Linked DNA regions of Homo sapiens: region 2 is linked to region 1. Evidence: chromatin loops called from intact Hi-C (ENCODE). Cell type or tissue: PC-3. All regions are shown on one strand.

Region 1 (8,000 bases):
CCCAACCTAGGATTGGATTTTCATGGTTTAGGTCATTTCTGTTTTGATATCCAAAAGTATTGTTCACATTTTTTTGAATGTGTCATATAAGTGTTCTTTTTAATTATAAATAATTACTTTTGAAAAGTTTCCCCATAGCATTTTGCAGACTGCCATGTATGTAACACCTATTTGTGGGAAAAAAAAATGGATGGATGGATACTGAATAAATTGTTTATAGTCAGATTTTCTCTACAGTCAAAATTTTCCACCCCATTAAAAACTTAAGGAAGCTTTTCCTCTGTTGCTTGGCTTCCAGTTCTGTGAAGTGGAAAACCATGATGAATATGGCAGTTTATTGCACCATATTATGTAATTAGTCCACCTCTAAGAAAAGAGACTTTTTGAAATGTGGTATCATCTTCATACATACAACTGGAATGTAGTGTGTGTGAGTTAGAGACTATAGCAGGAGAAAAAACCCTGGAATAGAGTCTAGCCATGAGCAAAAGGTTAACGGGCTCTTCGACCTCACTGGGCACTAATCTTTAGCCTTCCTCTATTTTTGAGGATGCCACAGGAATATTTAGAGCCTCCAAGAAGAATCCACAATTCTTTCCAACAAAGTTCTAGTTAAAGGCACATTTTGATGAAATGGATTCATATATCCAGCTCCTGCCTGGTTTCTATTAAATATTCCAGTCTTTCCTGTGAAAAATGGGGAGTGATTTCATGCTTTCATTATTCAAACTGATCTGGTTTCACAGCGTACTCCATGGCTATAGTCAGTTCAAAAAGAAGGAATATTTTGTTTTCTTGATTTTGCATGCAGTTCAGAAACCTGCTGGCTGCTGGACTCACAGTGGTGGCCATTCTAAGGGAGGCTTGATGGCAGGAACAGGTGACAACAGAAGCTCAAAGATTATTTGTCTATACTGAGCATGTTGTACTTTACCTCAGTTCTCCCATTTAGTCAAATGAATTTTATTCAGTTGAGAACACTTGCTTTAAAGGCCTCAGATGCAATATCTTTATGTTCCTACAACATCTGCAATTGCATTATAAGGAGTAATTTAAATGAAATATGGACAATGTCATCAACCGTTCCAATTTTCTGCCCCATTTCCATCCACTGTCACCTGGAACCTTATGCCCTAAGGTTGCCAACCCAATCTTGGCTCCTTGTTTTTCCTTCACAGCTCTTCTAGTTGGGGTTTCCTCCAGATTAATGGACACCAAAAGATTATTACTTCATTCTGACTAAAAACTAGAACTAAGAATAGAGAAAGGTTATAAACTCTTTCAGAATGAGAGAATTCTGGATTCTTCCTGCAGAAAACAACATTCGCATAATATCCTTAGAGAATGCATGAAATGAGCCTATTTAAGCTACAGTTTGCACATCAGTAAAATGGAAATAATAATACTTTTCTCATGGGACTGTTTTGAGAATGAAAGAGAGCACACAGACACCACATGTGGTGTGATATGTCCTTTATAAAGGAAAGTTGCTAATTTTTTTTAAAATGATAGTTTTCAAAACAATACTTTCTGTGTGTTCTATTAAACCTACTGTATTAGTCTGTTCTCATGCTGCTAATAAAGACATACCTGAGACTGGGTAATTTACAAAGGAAAGAGGTTTAATGGACTCAGAGTTCCACATGGCTGGGGAGGCCTCAAAATCATGGCAGAAGGCAAAGGAGGAGAAATGTCATATCTTACATGGTGGCAGGCAAGAGGGCGTGGGCAGGGGAACTGCTTTTTATAAAACCACCAGATCTTGTGAGACTTATACACTATCATGAGAACAGCATGAGAAAAACCCACCCTCATAATTCAATTATGTCCCAGTGGGTCCCTCCCATGACACATGGGGATTATGGGAGCTACAATTCAAGACAAGGCTTGGGTGGGGACACAGCCAAACCATATTACGTACCCTATTGTGTACTTCCTGACAAATCATTTGAAGACTCTTTGTGAAAGAAAAGCAAAAATCAAACATGATTCCTTCAAAGGTACTGTAGGTCAGATGGATGAATCACAGGCAAATGTGTCTGAGAAAAGGAAAGGCCAACGATGAAAGGTGAGAGAAAAAGATTCTAATGCAGGTTTCATTGCTTCTCCTGGGTCTATTTTAATGGTCTTCAAATAAGTTTTGCACGGTCAGTTTATCTTCCTGCTTCAGCCCTTCCTGGTTATTTCTGCTAGATGAACAGTTTTGCCACACTATGACAATTCCTTGTTCAGAAACCTTCAATGATCTCCTGTCTGAATTACATCCTAACCCACATGATCAGGTTACAAATTCCTTTAAAATCTCGAGAACACATGGACACAGGGAGGGGAACATCACACACCGGGGCCTGACGGGGGTGGAGGACCAGGGGAGGGATAGCATTAGGGGAAATACCTAATGTGGGTGACAGGTTGATGGGTGCAGCAAACCACCATGGCACATGTATACCTATGTAACAAAACTGCACATTTTGCACATGTACCCCAGAACTTAAAGTATAATTTAAAAAAAGAAAATAATTCCTTTAAAACCTCATCTCTCCTAGTTCTTCTTCATACACTCCAGCCACATTGGACATGTTTTATACTTATTGCATGTCTTATTCTTTTCCTGCCCTGGGACTTTTTGTATGTGGCTTGCCTCTCTGTAGATCTCTGTAGAAGACAAATTCAAAATATGATCCTTTTCCTAATATTCTTCCATGATCCTTCCAGTAAGAAGAACTCTGTGGGACTTTTGAATTTCCACATTCTTTTAATGCATATCTGTAATGACACTTAACCTGATCTATACTATAGTGTGCTTATTTTTCTGAGTTTTATCTAACAGATTAATAGCTACTTAAGGTACCAATGACATTTCAATTCTACTCCATGCAAGACCTAACACATTGCTGGAGTTCAGTAAATGTTTGCTGAATAGATGAATAAAGGACAGTGCTGTTATTAAAATTTCTTAGTGGGGTTGAGAGGCACGATAAAGGCCTCAGAATAAATAGCAATGAAATATAGGTAGAGCTAGTGCCAAATAGGAGTGTAAGCAATGGTTCAAAATTTCAGAGGAGAAATAATGAAATTGACAGGGAGATTTAGTCTTGGCCACTGAAAGTTTTAGTGGTCTCTCACAGGACATTAACATCTGAGAGCAATTCCAAGACCTTCTCATTCCCCACAAAGTAAATTAAAGCCAAATAGGAAAATGATCTTGTTCCATATACTAAAATGTTTTGTATTTTTCTATATGTAAATAGAGTTGTGTAAAATAGACAAATTTTTCCCCCATAGGACAAAGAAGCATTCTAAAACTCACATGAAGAACCCATAGGCTATCTTTGCTGAAGATAAGCTCCCTCTTTTGGACTATGATTTAGGTTACAAAATCTCCAAATTCTATTTCATGAGAAGAAATCAGTAGCAATGGCTTAAGGCTTAATAGTTTTGAAAAAGCAATAACATGATGACGTTTGAATGAATTATAAACATATGGATTAAATTTTTCCTTACGGAAATAATATGAAAATAATGAGGGTTCTTTTTTCTACATATCTGGATTTTACTGAAACTTTAAAAAAACCAACCCAAGAACTGAATAAATAAACCCATAAGACACTGAGCAGGAATGCTCTTATTTGCAATTATCATGTGTTGATTTGGGATTATAATGGAGTTAGGAAGATCTGTGAAAGGGAAAACACATCCTCCCTATCATAGCTTAGGTCCAACACCAAGTATTAGAAACCCAGATATAGACATTGTTCACTCCCACGGAATTGGGAGCTTAGAATTCATCTTTTGTCAGTGGTGGTTCCCATCCACAGTATCTCTGAAGATACATCCAACAAACTTCTGTAACTGTGAGGCAGGTTGAAACAGAGCATAGGATGCGCTAACTGAAAGCAAAAAATACTCACTGACCCCTGCAGAGAGAGCACAGCACAGTAGTCCTGCCCAGTACTTGTCTGGTTTTCACACTGAAAGTCCCATATCCCAAACAACCCTCAGTCCTCAGTGATCTGGGACAACTGGTCACCCTACCCCCAGTCAAGGATACACTTCAATGTGTATCCTCAGCACCTGCAGATCTTGTTAAAATACAAATTTGCATTTAGTTTGTCTATGTGAGTCCTAGGATTGTGCATTTCTAACAAGTTCTCAGATGATGCCATGCTACTGGTCCACAGACCACACTTTAAGTATCAGGGTTTAGAGTGTGCCTTGTGGACTCAGAGGTAGACTGAGACCCAGCTTCACCATTTACTAATTTTGTGTCCTTGGTCAAGCGACTTAACTTCACTAAACCTCAATTTCCTCATCTCTAATAGAGAGTACTAATAGTACCTTCCTCTCAAGATTGTTGTGAGGATTAATTGAGGTAATTCTGGGCACAGAATAAGCACTAAAGAAGTATTGATTACTTTTTTTATCATTGGAATTTGTATCATGTGTAATCTTCCAATAGATGGCTGAGACTGAAAATACAAATAAGTTGAGGAAGGTTTCAGGTAAATTCATGGTTGAAGGATTCATAAGCACTGATGTTTTCAAGGTGAATTAGAATGTTTGAGGCAGAGGCATTTTATCGGGTTGAGGGGGAATTAAGTCTGACTCAGCTGTATCATAAAGTTTATGTTCACTATAAAATACTAGTTTTTTATACTGTGTGCTATACAATCTACCTCCCTATTTTGAGTTCCCTAGAACACAAAAGGAAGATAGAAATATAAGTGTGTGTTGTCCCAGCTGCTGGAACAATAGGCCTTTTGCAGAAGTTTAAATATCTGACTCATAAAGAGGGAATTAGATCCACTGATAAGTTATGCCCAAGTCCCACCCTCAGTTCCAGTTGGCCTTTATGACCCACACTGCCGCTATGTGAACTTGCAGAAGTTATATAACATCATCTTTAAGCTTCAGCCTCCTTACTGCAAACAGAAATGATAATACCTACTTCATAGACTCATAAGAGAATCAAATATAAAGTGCCAATACAGGGCTGGCCTATGTTAAGTGCTCAATAAATACTGGCTAGTGTTCTAATTATCCTGTTGGTATAGTAATAGAACTATTTCTGTTTAACATTCATTTAGAATGGAGAGCCACTAGATTGATTATATCTTGGTTGTGCTGGTTCTTGAAATGTGATAATAGCTTAGACCTTCACCTTCAGATTTCCCCTGACCACATGGTGAGGAGCCATTAAATGTTAATTCCCTGTAACTTTTGTGACCTTTAAACCCATCTTCATTCTTCTTCACTGGAGCAGAGCTAGAGTTTGATTATTTTGCCTATAAATAATAACCACTGTTTAGCCAATGAGCTGTGTTTGAAGCTTGTCAGTGGCTAATTTGACATGTTGTATTTCTAGAGATGAAAACTTGGGTTTGAAAAGGGAAAACTCACCAAAATCAATGTTAGGGAACAGCAATTCCTGGTGGCCAGGGAAGACAAAAGAAAGTTCTAGGTTGGAAAGATGTGAAACAGTGATGGTTATGTCAGCAGTTAGGACAACACATATTTATATTTCAATCCTCCCTTTATGGGCAAGACACTTTTTCTAGCCCCAGGCTTCATCTCTGATGCTGCATTTGAAGGAAGGGTAAAAAACTTTAATCCCAGGTCCAAGAAACAACGCTATCATCCAGTTAGAAACTTTGCAAGCCCTTTGGTTTGCCACTTGTCTCAGAATAAATAAATAAATAAAAGTCACTCACAAACCTTTCTTTGGATTTACTTGACCAAACTCATGAATGCTATCTTACTTCTCATGCCTGGATGCCCTCACTGGATATAGAACCAGGTTAGAAGCTCAAGCCTCTTCAAAGGGTATTGGGAGAATAAATGCTATAATGTCCACGTGACTCCAACAAAGCTTAGCTCATAGAAAGCATTTGATGAATATTCATTGTCTTCCTCTCTTCCCCTATGTTTGACACCTTAATGTGTGTATACCTGTTCCAAACATTAATGTCTATTGTCTACTCCACTTTTGAGATATCGACAAAGTCTAACATCTCACTGTAGATGTTCATGACTGATATGGAACACCTTGAATTTCTGTGTCATTTAGATCCACTATTAAACGCTGGATACCGTAGGCCCCACAATAAAATTACCCTGGGTAATTACATCGCTACCATTAGCCCCATTAGCCCTATTGTATTTCAAAAATCCATTTCACAGTTTGGCAAAAAAAAAAAAAAAAAAAAAAAAAAGTAGGGTCCTAGTTTTGAAATCCCTTCAAAAACTCATGAATTTACCTGAAAGCGTCTTTGACTTATTTGTGTTTTTAATCTCAAACACCTTTTACAAGATTACTTCACTGATACACACTATGAATTCCAATAATTATGAAAGCAGTTAATACTTCCTTAGTGCTTATTCTGTGCCCCAAATTATCTCAATTAATCCTCCCAACAATCCTTTGAGGAAGATACTATTATGACTCTCTATTACAGATGAGGAAATTGAGGCTCAATGAGTTTAAGTCACTTGAACAGAGACACAAAATTGGTAAATGGTGAAGCAAGCACTCCATCCTGATATAAAGCCCTTGCGCTGTAACCCCATGGAAGACTTCAGTAGGTAATTGCCATAGCCTTTCACAGGTTTAAAATAGGTGAATCTGCTACAATTACGACCTGAGAACTGAGATCTGCACTCATATTTACTCCAACCCCCTCTAAATCTTTGCTCCAAACTCCTCTAAATATTTATTCCAAACCCCTTTGCAAAGTAAGCATACACATTTAGTCTTTATTTTTCATATTTTAGGACTACTAAAATATGAAAATGCATTGAAAATGAAGCCCATGTTGTTGGAAGCGTGGATCAATAAGGATTATTTGGTCTTGGCTAAAGGTTTAGTAAAATGTACTTAGATAATAATAATTAAATGAATGACTTAATTTGTTTTTCTTTCAAGCTTTATTCTTTATAAGAATTCAGTTTTCTTCACACACAGCAAACATATGTGATCCTGTGTTTTTATTTATAGAAAGAGCAAAAGCCAGGAAAATTAGGTAATTTGAATTTTAGTTAGAATCCTGTCTTTTTGATCTAAGTGATTATGTGAAAGTGGCTTGCTTTGAGTTTATCTTCATTTCTGTAATGATGGTTTGGACTGGTAAACTTCAATGGCACTTTCCAATTCTGAAATTTCATAATCCTGTGAAAACTCTTCATTTTTAATCTAAAATGATACAGTTGATATTTCTGCTGTCTAATGTGCCTCATTTATAGAAATGTATAGAAATTATTCCTGAGAATATATATGTCATTGCTCACTATACTAGAAAGCAGCATTCCTTATGGTAGATCACAAAGTTCTCATAATTGAGTAGGTAGTGACTTAAAAGCTTGGGCAATTCAGCTAGAAAGCTAAACAGCCGTCAATAACCGAACATAATTACTTCTAAAAACAGGGAAGGAAGTTGAGCATGAAATTCTAACTAAATAAGCATTTTATGATTTCTTCCCTCACTGACAGGCCACTGGGTACATTCCCTGTTCTGGGTTTAAAAAAAAATCCATTGGTATTTTTCTTAGAAAATGAAATATCAGATACAAGCAGCGATTTTCTAAATACGTAACAAAAGATATGTTATGAGCTCCCACCAATCAGAATAGAGGCCAAACACAAATAATTTCTACCCTGAACATAAGCCTTAAGAAACTAAACCAAAGAAAACACAACTTAAAAGTACTTTCCCTCCCCCTACCCTCAAATGAGAATGTATATTTTTAATCCTTTAAAATACAAATATGTTTGTCTCCAATTTATTTTATTTTTTTTTGAGATGAGGTCTTGCTTTGTCGCCCAGGCTGGAGTACGGTGGCACGATCTTGGCTCACTGCCACCTCCAACTCTTGGGTTCAGGAGAGTCTCCTGTCTTAGCCTCCCAAGTAGCTGGGACTACAGGCCAGTGCCACCACATCTGACTAATTTTTGTATTTTTAGTAGAGACAGGGTTTCACCATGTTGGCCAGGCTGGTCTTGAACT
Region 2 (8,000 bases), 64 kb before region 1:
ATTAGCCAGGTGTGGTGGTGTGGGCCTGTAGTCTTAGCTACTTCGGAGGTTGAGAGATGGGAGGATCACTTGAGCCTAGGAGGAGGAGGTTGCAGTAAGCTGAGATTGTGCCACTGTACTTACTCCAGCCTGGGTGATAGAGCTAGACCTTGTCTCAAAAAAAAATTATATACATATATATATGTATATATACACGTATATATATACGTATATATATACACACATATATGTACATATATACATATATACACACATATATATATACATATATACATATATACACATATATGTGTGTATATACACATACATGTGTATACATGCATATATACACATACATGTGTATACATGCATGTATACACATGTATGTGTATATATGCATATACACATGTATGTGTATATATACATATATACACACATATATACACATATATGTGTATATATACATACATATATATAGTATTCAGTTAAAGAAGGCATTAAACTCACGTTTATCCTTTCTCTCCCTTAATACACCACTAAACTGTTATTATGTGAATAAAAAGCTGTCTGACAAAGAGAATTCCTAGGATGACATCCCAGTGTCAGGTCTGGACATCAACTGCCATATACATCCTATAGAACAAGGATGAAGGTGTTTCTGATGGAGGCATCCAGGGAATGAATAAAGTGAGAAGTATGGCAAAGTATTTCTGTTGTGGCAACTGCCCAGGAGAAGAGAAGAAAATAAGATGACTTATCTGCTGGAGCGCTTATACACACTTTAATAAACTCTATTTATGTAGCCAACAATAGTGCTTTAATAATATTAAGAAGATGATGTGGAGAGGTGCAGATGCTGTTATGTATGAGTTAAATTTTATAGGAAGAAAAAATTTAAAAATCACTGGATAATATCTGAAGTTGTAAATTAAAAACTAGCAGCATGCCTTGATTCTCTTATTTTAAGTTACAATAATAAAAAAGAATCAGTTGGAAAATATTTTGCAAAACTGTCAAGTTGTTTGTGATCTTTTATTTAATTTTTGAAAATGTATTTGTGTTACTTTTGGCTTTTTTATTGCCCTAATTACTAGAAACTTTACTTGTACATCTTTGAACTTCTGATCTTAAACTGTTCAGAGAAAAAGCTAAAGGGTTTTATCATGTCAAGCAGAACCAGCAACATAGCTTAAAAATTAGTATGGAGGTAACTACAAGAAAAAAACAACTGAAAGAACTAAAGATGATTTCTTATCATTCAGAGATGGAAGATGAGGGGGCGGGAGCCAGAAATTAATGTTTTCCTCAATAAGCCTTTCCTTACTTGATGAATTTTTTATTATACATGATTAATTTTATTCTTACAAAGCAAAAATAAAAAATTTTAAGCTAAACTGATCTTTTCATTGTATGCTTAAGCCCCTCTCTGGGTCATCAATTTCCTCAGTCAATTTTGAATTATCCTGCACGGCACACAAGTCCATGCCTGAGCTGGTTCTAGCTCACCTTGTTTCTTTCTGTCCTGCAATCTTAGGGAACCTTGTGTGTTTGTCAGAAAACAGCCCAGACATTTCTCTTGCTGCCTCCTGTTTCCTTAACCTGGGATACCCTCCCTCCTTTCCTCACCTGGGATACCCTCCCTCGTTTCCTCACCTGCCTTGTCCCTGTGAAGGGCTAACACTACTTGTTCATCTTTGAGATCTTGGCTGAAACATTGCCTTTCTGGACAGCTCTTCATAACCCCCAGAAGGCTGAGTTAGGTCATTTTTCACTGTGCTTCCACAGAATTCTGTACTTGTGACTAATATAGTGACAGTCACTCTACTGTCATTCTCTAGTCCATTTTTGTATCTACTCCCAAAATGGGAGCTTCCCCAGCATAAAGTCTTTCTCTTATTTACTGTTTGTCCCTGGCAGGTACCACAGGGCCTGCACGTAGGAGGCATCACGTATTTTTTTGGAATGAAAAAATTAAGGGAAGGAAGAAGTAGGCAGGGCTATAGATAACCAGCAGATCAGAATGGGGGAAAGTCAGTGGTTCTGCGAATGCCTTTGTAAAAATATTTAAAGTATTATATTTTCTTTTTTGCCTCAAATCACATAGTTCATCAATTCTAAGATAACTCTTTTTTCTATTTTAATATCTTAAATAAGAATGTATCACACATTTGATGGCATGCATAGATTTTCAAATGGCAGCTTTCTTGGTGGTAGGAAAATAATGATATGTCTTACCATCAAGAGAGTCTTGAGTCAATTAACTATAGTACATAAAAATATAGCTATAACATGTCTGTGAAGAAATAGAACAGAATTGGAATTCTGAGTTGGACTTACATAGGGTGTGAGGAGCAAGAATTGTAAGAACTGAAAGATATCAAAGTTTCTTGGCTTGGAGAGAAAGTTGGGAACAGAGCTGTGTGGAAAGAGAACAAGAGCAGTCTAGGCAACTCATGGTTTCTTTTCCCAGTTAGTAAGATAGGCTGCAGAGTGATAAAGCTCCTTACCCACATACTCCTGCCCACGTTTATGACAAAGTAAGTGGCAAAGGCAAAAGGTTAGTTTGACTCATTGTTCGGTGGCACTGAAATAACATGTTTTAACTCAGTTTCACAGGCCACCCTGTCAGAAGGGGAAAAATTATTGAAAAGAAAAACAGGGATTCTTGTTTCAGGATGCATCACCAGTCAGTTAAGAAAACTTGGAAAGTGGAAACCCTCCACATTGTTTTAGGTCATGACGCCAAAACCCAAGCCCAAATTAACCATTGTTGGGTAAAACCCCTGATTTTGCAAAACCCAGTTCCAAACCAACTCTGACTGATACAATCAAGTGAGGGACAATATTTAGAAAATATTTCTTAGAAAAATAGTGTAACATTCAGTCCAAAGGAGAGAAAAAAAAAAAAAAAGCCCTACCACTGAACCATGAGTGAAAATTAGGGAAGACAGGTTACAGTAATATTAGAGTCTTAATTGTGCTAAAAATATTTGCTTTTGGCAATTTGTGAGCACATTAATAGTATATATCTCCAAGTAAGCAGCATTTCTGTCTGTGACTTTTTGCAGTACTAAATGGAACAGGTCAATGAGCAGAGGGTTGAGCCAAAAATAGAATTTAATTGATATCCTGATTTTAATTAAATAAACTCCCTGCTTTCACTACTCTTGGACTTTGTTAACTTATGGACAGCCATGAGTAACTACAAAAATTGTCCTAAAAATGAAGAAAAATGGAGAAGTAATCCACAAACCATTATTTATTTATTTATTTATTTATTTATTTTGAGACGAAGTCTCACTCTGTCGCCCAGGCTGGAGTGCAATGGCGCGATCTCCGCTCACTGCAACTTCTGCCTCCCAAAGGGCTGGGATTACCGGCGCCCGCCACCAGGCCTGGCTAATTTTCACCATCTTGGTCAGGCTGGTCTTAAACTCCTGACCTCAGGCAATCCACCCGCCTCGGCCTCCCAAAGTGTTAAGATTACTGGCGTGAGCCACAGCGCCCGGCCCATGAACCATTTTTTAAACATGAACTCCAGAAAGGGCTAGATAATAATGCCTTACTCTAATGCTGAGTAAACTGACCTTTGGCTATAAACTGCTCACCACCAGGAACTGAATCACCTGTTTCCTGGTAAGAAAATCCTATTTAAATACAAGGGAAGAAGTCCATGACTGAGTGTTGCTTTTTCGGAAGATAGATCATTAATGTGCTCACAGATCGTCTAACCATTAGTTTTTAATCACAAGCCAGTTGTGGATATTGCTGTGAAGGTATTTTTCTATTTTAAGTGATGCATTTCTCTCTACCTCCACTGTGAATTATTTTCAGGCTGTATTAGGGTTAACTAGAGGGACAAAACAAATAGGGATATATATATATATATATGAAAGGGAGTTTATTAAGGAGAATTGACTCACACGATCACGAGGTGAAGTCCCACGATAGGCCGTCTGCAAGTTGAGGAGCGAGGAAGCCAGTAGTGGATCTGTCCAAGTCCCAAAACCTCAAAAGTAGGGAAGCCAACGGTGCAGCCTTCGGTCTGTGGCAGAAGGCCCGAGAGCCACTGGCAAATCACTAGTGTAAGTCCAAGAGTCCAAAGTCTAAGAACTTGGAGTCTGATGTTGGAGAGCAGGAAGCCTCCAGCACGAGAGAAAGGTGAAGGCCAGAAGACTCAGCAAATCTCATCATTCTACCTCCTTCTGCCTGCGTTAATCTAGCTGTGCTGACAGCCAACGGGATAGTGCCCACCCAGATTAAGGATGGATCTGCCTCTCCCATTCCACTTATTCAAATGTTAATCTCTAGCAACACCCTCACAGACAAGCCTAGAAACAATGCTTTGTATCCTTCAATCCGATCAAGTTAACGCTTAATATAAACCATCACAAAGGCCTTAATTATCTTAGAATGTTTTCTTTAAACTACAGAGGTAACAAAAAATGCTCTCTTTTCCCATGTCTGGAAGAAGGAAATGAGTGAATTTGGACCTTTAATTTTCTTTCTTTTTTTTTCTGTCACCCAGGCTGGAGTGCAGTGGCACAATTTCGGCTCACTGCAACCTCCGCCTCCCAGGTTCAAGCGATTCTCCTGCCCCAGCTTCCCAAGTAGCTGGGACTACAGGCGCCCGCCACCACACCTGGCTAATTTTTGTATTTTTAGTAGAGACAGGGTTTTGCCATGTTGGTCAGGCAGGTCTTGAACTCCTGACCTCAAGTGATTTGCCTGCCTCGGCCTCCCAAAGTGCTGGGATTACAGGCGTGTGCCCCCGAGCCAGGAAGGACATTTAATTTTCAGAGCCGCCTCACTCACTATTAGGTGGCAAAATTACCTTGATACTGAGCTCAATTTGTCCTGCTAGAACTTCATCTTTATAAGACAGTGTACAGTCAGTTTGATTTTCTGAAAGCTGCTGAAAGACCAAGCAACTCATGACTGTACTTTCCAGCAACACTTCCAACAGTTCTAGAGATGTATCACATTTCTGATAAGGAATCACTGTTGTTTTTTCCCAGGTATAAAGAGTTTTGTGTGAACTGGTGCTTCAAGCAAACAACATGTATCTACAAATTGAATGAATGTTTCTTAGACAAAGATGGCCATTGTAGCCTCAAACAAGCCTATTTACTTGGGTGAAGGGAGTGTTTTGTGAAGGAATAATAGGCTGACATATATTTATTAATGTCTCGCATACTGTGTGACAAAATCCGGCAGGGTAACTGTGAATGGAACAATTTGTCACAACTTTATGGAACCCTTTCACACACAGAATCTATGCCTTTGTTCAAGCTGCCTTGAGCACTTAAGTTTTCTAAAAGATTTCTTGGGCGAATTTCCCACAAAATTTCCCCTATTATTTACAAGGCTTTCCGTTCTTCCTTACATACGTGAAATAACTCTTAAACATTCTTCTCAGAAGAATGTATCTCTTTCTGAAATTATTACGTTCTGGAAATAAGACAAGTCTTCAAAGCAAAGTTGCAGAACTTACATTTATACTGGGTATTTTCTTATTAAAATCTTAAGTCTGTAATTTTTTATTTTTGATATTTACCTCTAACAAGAAGTTGGGTTATAATTGCCACTCAGCTAAAACATAGAACTCAAAAGGTGTCCCCAAATGTTTCAGTGGCTGTCATATCAAAAATATATATACAGTATGTTTATATAAGTTATATAAATATATGTATTGTTTATTTGTTTATTTTTATGTATACATAATATACACATATATAATATATGTAATACATATGTGGTCTTGAAAGGCTCAGATGGTTGACCAAAGACAAATTAGTGAAAATTGTAGGGGGACATAATTTGACTGAATGTTTGCTTTCGAACCATCAGGATGATCCTGCTTCAGGGAGCAGGGATTTTTCATTCCTAGGGGTGTTCAAGTAGAGTCTGGGCCTCTTGTTGGAAATACTGACAAAATGTTGACGGTATACACTAAAAAGTCTCTAAGGGCCCTTCCAACTATGGGATTCCATGCAATTAAAATATCGTCTGAGGGAAATTGGGTTTTAATTTTAGATGTTGTATAACATCTAAATATTGAACCAGAAAGAAGTCTTCTGTATGAGGGAGAGAAACATCATTAAAATTAATTGAATGCCAAATGTTGAATTTTGGACAATCAGTTTATATAGCATGGTATTTGTTCTCTAAATGTTTGTATTAGATGGGATCAGGACCATAAATAACACTTAATCATGCTGAGATTACTTTAATAGTAATCTTTTTTTATTAACTGATTTTTAGGCTTTTATCCAAGCCTAGAATGGCCATTTTTTTTTGTTATGAGTTGAATTTTGTCCCTCAAAAAAAGATATGTTGAAGTTGTAACCCCAGGTACCTCAGAACATCACTGTATTTGAAATAGAGTGGCTGCAACTATCATTAGTTAAGATGAAGTCATTCTGGAGTAGGGTGAGCTCCTAATTCAATATGATTGTTGTAAGGTAGAGGAAGAGATAGGAGCGATGCATCTACAAGCCAAGGAGCACCAAGAACTGCCAGCTATTCCCGGAAGTTAGAAGAGAGGCATGGGGCAGATTCTCCCTCCCAGACCTCGGAAGAACCCAAGCTGGCCAATAACTTCATTTCTCACTTCTAGATTCCAGTACTCTGAGGGGATAAATTTCTGTTGTTTTAAGCCAGCCAGTTTGTCATCTTTTGTTATTAGTTTGCCCCAGCAAACTAATATACCTTCCTTACAGTTAGCCACCTTTAGGAGTCATCTGTGTATTTATATTCTTCCAGAAATGTTCTATGCATATGCATGCACACACACACACACACACATACATTATTTATTTTCTTTCCAGTGTACTTTGGAATTATGTCATAAAACTGCTCTGTACTTGGCTTTATTATTACTTTTTCAATGAACGTAGTAGAAGCTTTTTTATGTCATAACACAATGAACTACTTTGTTCTTTCTAATGGTTGTGTAGTAAGCCATTGCATGGATTTAATAGTTTTCTTTCTAACCCATCCTCTATGGATATAGTCATTTAGACTGTTTCCAGTTTCTTTCTTTTTTTCATATAAACAGTGCTGCAGTGGACATTCTTGGATAAGTGCCTTCGTGAACACATTCAAATATGTGCATATGATACAAATATGATAAATTTCCAGAAGTGGAAGTATCAAGTTCAAGAATATATGCATTTTAAAACTTGCATATATATTTTGCATTCTTATCTTCATATGAGCCTGCATCTTTGCACTCTCATTGGCTGACACTGTGTGGGATAATACTTTTGATTTTTATAATTTTCTAAACTATGAGTGAAATATAACTTCATATTGTTTGGTTATTTCTATTTTATTTTTATACAAAGTAGCCAATTTTTCTAATAGATTGCTCTTATTTATATGTAGGAGCTTATTTTAAAAATGTATTTCTTAGTCCTATTGAGTTGATATGAGGAGGATAGTGCAAGTGTCAGTTATTAAATGTGAATATTTTTGTTCTCAAAGTGACTTTTGTATACAAAACAGACTATTCAAAGGCTCACTTTTGCTTAAAAATTTAGCAATCAATTTATTAAAGTTAAAAATCCAAAAACTGCTTCTCACAACATTTTTTTTTTTTTTTTTTTTGAGACGGAGTCTTGCTCTGTCGCCCAGGCTGGAGTGCAGTGGTGCAATATCGGCTCACTGCAAGCTCCGCCTCCCGGGTTCGAGTGATTCTTCTGCCTCAGCCTCCTGAGCAGCTGAGACAACAAACAGGAGCCTACCACCACGCCCAGCTAATTTTTTGTGTTTTTAGTAGAGACGCAGTTTCACCGGCTTCTCACAATTTTTAAATGCAGCTTCCTGATCTTATTATTCTATTTGTAAATCTAAAGAATTTTAGTAACCACATTTAGGAGAACTTTGAATGTGTGTAATAATATTTATGCACTTATTAAGTAAATTCCTTCATACATTTAAAAACTAATTTTGTAAATTTAATATATTCAACAATCTTTTGAAGTGTGTCAGTTGTCTAAATGAAAAACTTTCCCAAA

What was found. A loop is a pair of places that touch in the nucleus more often than their neighbours do. Peaks named below come from ENCODE experiments on the same cell type or tissue, not always from the same donor. Only the 100,000 strongest peaks of a DNase experiment are listed, where the experiment ranks them.
Region 2: it touches region 1 in a loop (5-fold over the local background); 3 of 110 quality-filtered maps call a loop at or near these places.

Annotation. Positions count from the first base shown.
Region 1 is chr5:39,508,653-39,516,652 of GRCh38, forward strand. No RefSeq gene overlaps it. Among named protein-coding and RNA genes, the nearest start is that of LINC02104, 7.8 kb to the right of the region's middle. In PC-3, no CTCF peak of the experiment used is centred here; a DNase peak (open chromatin) is centred at 4,789; H3K27ac peaks cover 495 bases.
Region 2 is chr5:39,444,674-39,452,673 of GRCh38, forward strand. No RefSeq gene overlaps it. Among named protein-coding and RNA genes, the nearest start is that of DAB2, 24 kb to the left of the region's middle. In PC-3, no CTCF peak of the experiment used is centred here; DNase peaks (open chromatin) are centred at 2,548 and 3,578; H3K27ac peaks cover 3,094 bases.